Regions from separate parts of the Homo sapiens genome. Here region 1 is linked to region 2. A link is an interaction called in ENCODE POLR2A ChIA-PET data of the cell type or tissue named here. Cell type or tissue: B cell. All regions are shown on one strand. Each heading gives the region's core, and the rest is flanking DNA. Links, peaks and the distances in the headings are about the cores only.

Region 1 (2,929 bases), core at 97-2,596, 260 kb after region 2:
AACGAAGAGACTGCTATTCCTAAGAATGTCTCCAAAAAGGTTAAAAGTGTATACACTACTGAAGTTATACAAAAATATAGAAGTGGGCACAAATAGAGAATCAAAATAACCTATATATCCCATAGCTTGATTCTGTACTATGAGTTCCTAGAAAGAGAACTATGGTAAATGAGAAAGAAAAATCAGACAATTCCACTGACCTTCCTGTCTTATTGTAATAAAAGATAATGTAATAAACTTTGGTAAATTGCATTCATCAAGTTGCTAAAAATAAGTCCTGCTTCAATTTGCATGGAGGTGAAGAATTCAAAAGAAAATTGACAACCAACTACCAAAAATCTGCTTCTGCTTTCTAATTTTCTTTTCAGGCATGCATATAATCTGTACTGAAAACCAGATCCAATAAGGAAGGAAGGGGGTATTGCTTAAGCCTTTTTTCATTGAGCAATAAAGTTTTGTGTAAGAGAAAACAAAGGAACAAAGAGATGATGGTAGCTCAGTGGTCCTCGGTCTGCAAGAGGTGACAGAATCTTCTGGAGAGCTTCAAAGATTACAGATGCCTGGGCACCTAGAGTTTCTGATTCGGTAGGCCTAGGATGATCTCCAGGTGATTATAATGCATACTCAAATTTGTGACCCATTCCATAGATACCTACCATGTCAGCTTTTTTTTTTTTTTTTTTTTTTTTTGAGGTGGTCTTGCTCTGTTGCCCAGGCTGGAGTGCAGTGGTACTATCTCGGCTCACTGTAACCTCTGCCTCCCGGGTTCAAGTGATTCTCCTGCCTCAGCCTCCCATGTAGCTTGAATTACAGGCATGCACCACCACGCCCAGCTAAGTTTTGTATTTTTAGTAGAGATGGGGTTTCACCATGTTGGCCAAGCTGGTCTCAAACTCTTGATCTCAGGTGATCCACCTGCCTCAGCCTCCCAAAGTTCTGGGATTACAGGCATGAGCCACTGCACCTGGCCCATGTCAGCTTTTTATTCATAATTATCATGCAATTCTGGAGAACTTATAATAATTCCTAGCTTGGGGGCAATCTCGATGAGCAAAAACCTGATAGAGAAGGAAAAGGGGTAGCTACTGGCCTCTCTCCCCCACTGGAAAGATGGTGGCTTTCATAAGCACTGCCTTCTGGCTCCCTGGTATGGAGGCTAAATAAGAAAGTCAGCTGAAAACTCACTTTCATAAAAACAATCTCTGAAGCTCAAAAGGAAAAGGAATCAAGAATGTTTGAAATAGTTTATTCTGATCCCTTCATTTTATGATGGAAAATTATAATTGTTGCAGGCATGGGAGTATGAATAAAATTGAAGACTGAGCTTACTATGATGAGGCACCCTCAGGTACATGAATAAATACTCTGATAGCATTCACAGGGAACAAGGAAGGATGGTGATATTCTATTAGTTAAATATTCTAGCCATTGAGACCTAGATCCTGCTTTGAATAGCCTACTATATTTGGCACATAGAATCTTAAAATTTTCTGTCATATCAGGAAGGAACAATTCAGAAAGCAGGTTTCCACCTACCTCAGCAGACCAAAGAGTGGAGGTGACAATCACATTGTATTAGTCCATTTTCACACTGCTGATAAAGACATACCCAAGACTGGGAAGAAAAGAGGTTTAATTGGACTTATAGTACCACATGGCTGGGGAGGCCCCAGAGTCATAGTGGGAGGTGAAAGGCACTTCTTACATTGTGGTGGCAAGAGAAAATGAGGAAGGAGCAAAAGCAGAAACCCCTGATAAACCCATCAGATCTCATGAGACTTATTCACTATCACGAGAATAGCACAGGGAAGACCAATCCCCAGGATTCAATTACCTTCCCCTGGGTCCCTCCCACAACACATGGGAATTCTGGGAGATACAATTCAAGTTGAGATTTGGTGGGGACACAGCCAAACCATATCACACATAAATAACCAAGACACTGGATGCTACAAAGAACAATTGTGAAAGTCATTGTTCCCAACATGCCTCTAAGGGAATTATTTAAAGTGACATACATAGTATCTCTCTGATAATAAAGGAGAAGCTTTATTAGGCAGCCCCAAAAGACTAATATATGCATTAAGCAAATTTTGCCAAAACCAGGAAACAAAACCTTTTCCTGTTTCACAGCAAGATGTTAAAGTATTTTTACAAGTAGTGAGAAATTTTCAGACATGGGAATATGCAATACAGAGCAGCTCAAGGCACACAGCAAACCTTGTGAAGCTTATTATGGAGATCAGCTTGTAGATACACACACACACAGAAAGAGAAAGAGAAAGAAAAAGAGAGTCTTTGCAAATGGAATTCGGCTATTTCAGAAGCAAAACAGACCCTGTCCCCAAGATATACACTCCATACAGGACTTACGCACAGTACCCAAGTTCTGATTTTCAGATTCTATGACATACCTCCTATGTCCTAATTTTATACCAATTGTAAACATATGATTAAAGTGATTATTACAAATCAGAAGGTCCACTATTGGTCTATAGGGTGCCTTAATGAGGTTTTGTGTTGGGCTTATATAGTATCTTTGTGAAAGCTAGGAAAGGGCCCTTTCTCTGGGTGGATAAAGCCCTGCCCAAGGGCATGCATCCTGGTGAGCTGAGCATGGTTGGATTGCCAGTCTCTCTCATCTGTGGTGAGATCACAACCTGCACAGCCCCATGGGGTCACCCTGTGTACCCCTTTCTCAACCACCTCATCCAGTCCCTCCTGCCCACACATCCCCGCTACCAGAGGCACCTAGAAATTCCACAGGTAGAGTGTCACTGTAATTTAGCAGTTCCTTTCTAGCATACCCCATAGTAACACAGCCCTTAAAGAACAACAAATGGACTTTCCCCAACAGGTTCATAAACAATAATTTCACTCAACTGAGTAAAACCAGTGTTCTGTTTCTTGATTTTTAAAATGACACATC
Region 2 (2,929 bases), core at 109-2,608:
AGGGATGGAAAACAACCGTAGCTACATTGTGATAATTTCTCCCAAAATGTAGCATTTAGGGTGGAAACCCTTTTCTATTTAGTAGGGAGGAAAACAACTTGGTTCTGTATTTGCAACGGAATCAATTCTTTCTCAGCAATTTTATTTATGAATTAAATATTTAACAACTATTCCTTGCCTCTATATTTCACCCCCCAATGGATACTGTCCTCAGTCTAGTGAGGCTGGTAAGATATGCACATAAATAATGATGCCATCAGACAGAACATGTAGACAGTACACACACACACACAAAAGGTATAGTTAAAATGTCAGATCATTATAGAACACGATGAAAGGTCAGTTTAAAACCTAAAGTGGTACAAGTGACTGAAATACTAGCACTCTATTTTTAAACTGTTTTTTATCATCAAATTAAAATTATTTCCAAATTTGCAATTACTTTACTGGATAGAAGAGTAACACAATGGTTTTCTCTAGCAATCGATGTCTTCTACTGCAATTATTACTATTACTATTATTTTTATTTTTTGAGACAGAGTCTCACTCTGTCACCCAGACTGGAGTGCAGTGGTGCCATCTCGGATCACTGCAACCTCTGCTTCCTGGGTTCAAGCAATTCTCCTGCCTCCATAGCCTCCTGAGTGGCTGGGATTACAGGTGCCCACTGCAGGCCTGGCTAATTTTTTGCATTTTTAGTAGAGACAGGTTTCAACATGTTGGTCTGACCTCAAGTGATCTGCCCGCCTCGGCCTCCCAAAGTGCTGGGATTACAAGCGTGATCCACCGCGCCCAGCCTTTCTACTGTCATTATTGAAGTAAAATTTTAACTATTCTGAGACTTTTTGGCCTAAATACAAGGTTCACAATAAACATAAATATTTATAAAGTGAAATGTAAATATTTGTAACATGAAATGTAAACATTTCATAAATCAGAATCAGGTCCCTTTTGTGATTCCTAATAAGAAAAATCTGACCACAGATTGAGGGCGGGGGGGGAAGTAGTCATTAACAATTTATATTTGGACAAATTCTGCAACTATCTGCCACCATATTTAGTAAGCCACAAAACATCACACACTTGAGTTTTTTCCCCTGAAGAGAATATAGTTGCTTCTTATAGATGGAAATGAAATGCATTTAAAAGAATCAAAATGGACACTGAGAGATGTGGGAATAGAGTATTTGCTTTTTTTTTTTTTTTTTTGAGAGGGAGTCTCGCTCTTGTCTCCCAGGCTGGAGTGCAGTGGCACAGTCTCGGCTCACTGCAACCTCTGCCTCCTGGGTTCCAGCAATTCTCCTGCCTCAGCCTCCTGAGTAGCTGGGATTACAGGCACCCACCGCCACACCTGGCTTATTTTTATATTTTTAGTGGAGACGGGGTTTCACTATGTTGGCCGGGCTAGTCTTGAACTCCTGACTTCAAGTGATCCACCTGCCTCAGCCTCCCAAAGTGCTGGGATTACAGGCGTGAGCCACCCTGCCCGGCCAGTATCTACTTATTTTTTAAACCACAACTGTTTGGCATTTGGGGAGAAAAGTTTTGTTTATTTGTATTTTGTTTCAATGGTTGCTTTTCTGGAAAGACAGAGAACAGGCAAAGAGCCACCAGTCCTATTGAAAAATTAAGGTGGCAGCTTTGTACAACAGATTCATTTGCTGTGATAACACTTAGTGGAAAAAATATGCAATTAATCCAGTGTTAAATCAAAGGTGTGACTAAATAATATTTTCTCATTAATTTCAATACTTGTTAAAAATCAAGAAAAAATCTAGGGAATTAAAGTTCACAGTGTGTTGAGTGGATTCATTACTCATTATTTACTGAGCACAAATTATATGCTAGGCATTGTGTTGATACAAATTCAAATACATCACCCAACACAAATCCACTAATAACTATGATGTCAAACAAATCATGAAAATAGCATATCTTCTAAGTACTAACATTCCAAGTAATGAAAACAGGTCAAATTAATGGAGCCAAATGACACAATCTCTGTGAATAAGCTTCATGATCAGTTATAAACTGGATAGAAATTTGATCTTTAAAATAATTATTTATATATTTTCCTTTCAAAGAAAAGTAAACAAGGCAACTTTATTCTAAAGTCACAATAAAAGATGGGTTACTTTTCACCATTTATTTTGCCCCTTATGGAAAACAGTTTCATACCTGTTCTTCCAATAATTCCTGCCACAATATATTGATTTCTTGTAACCTATTCCAGCGTTCTTCAGTCCAACGGCATACTGCTGTCCAGCGCTCACCAAGTTTCTAGAAAAAGGAGAAACCATCCTTTGTCAACACAGCCTTAAGAGAGAGTTATCACAATCCTTGAAGAAATTCATGATTTCCATTGTTCTTTATTATAGAATAACAACTTATAAAAAGTATTTTTATAAAAATTGCTTTAAAATAACAGACTAGGCCTAGAAATGTATGAATCAGAAAAACTAATTTCCATAGAATTGAACAAATGATTTCACATAGCTAGAAACTAACATAATAGAACTGTATCCTCTGAATCTTTGACTCCAAACCTGCTCTTTCTATTTCATTGTGGTTTTTATGAGAATATGACATTTTTACATATTATTAAAAAATAAAACAAACATATCTACTTTTTGTGCTTCAAATTTTTCAAATTTTTAGCTAAAAAAACCAGCATGTCTGTTATATTCCTTAACTCTCTTTTACATGCCAAGAAAATTTTCATCTGTGGTACCAAAATTATGAAAAATGTTTAACTTATAAAACCTGTTTTGAATAAGAGAATTTTTATGAGACAATAAAAAAATCAAATGATTTGTTCTGTTTACATTATGTGATCCATAAAAAAATTCCCCATAAGTTACATAAATTAGCAATAGAATCTTACTAGTATCAGCAATACTAAATAAATTTTATTAATTATAAAAAATCA

What was found. ChIA-PET counts read pairs that join two places held together with the same protein. Peaks named below come from ENCODE experiments on the same cell type or tissue, not always from the same donor. Only the 100,000 strongest peaks of a DNase experiment are listed, where the experiment ranks them.
Region 1: POLR2A ChIA-PET joins it to region 2 with 11 read pairs; 2 of 35 experiments call an interaction of 5 or more read pairs at or near these places.

Annotation. Positions count from the first base shown.
Region 1 is chr6:144,179,354-144,182,282 of GRCh38, reverse strand. The region is part of intron 1 of STX11 (syntaxin 11); the gene reads right to left. Among named protein-coding and RNA genes, the nearest start is that of STX11, 30 kb to the right of the region's middle. In B cell, for the core only: no CTCF peak of the experiment used is centred there; a DNase peak (open chromatin) is centred at 1,642; H3K4me3 peaks cover 673 bases.
Region 2 is chr6:144,443,632-144,446,560 of GRCh38, reverse strand. It overlaps UTRN (utrophin), which reads right to left. Exons shown (of 75, transcript NM_007124.3): 14 at 2,179-2,280. Among named protein-coding and RNA genes, the nearest start is that of SNORA98, 39 kb to the right of the region's middle. In B cell, for the core only: no CTCF peak of the experiment used is centred there; no DNase peak of the experiment used is centred there.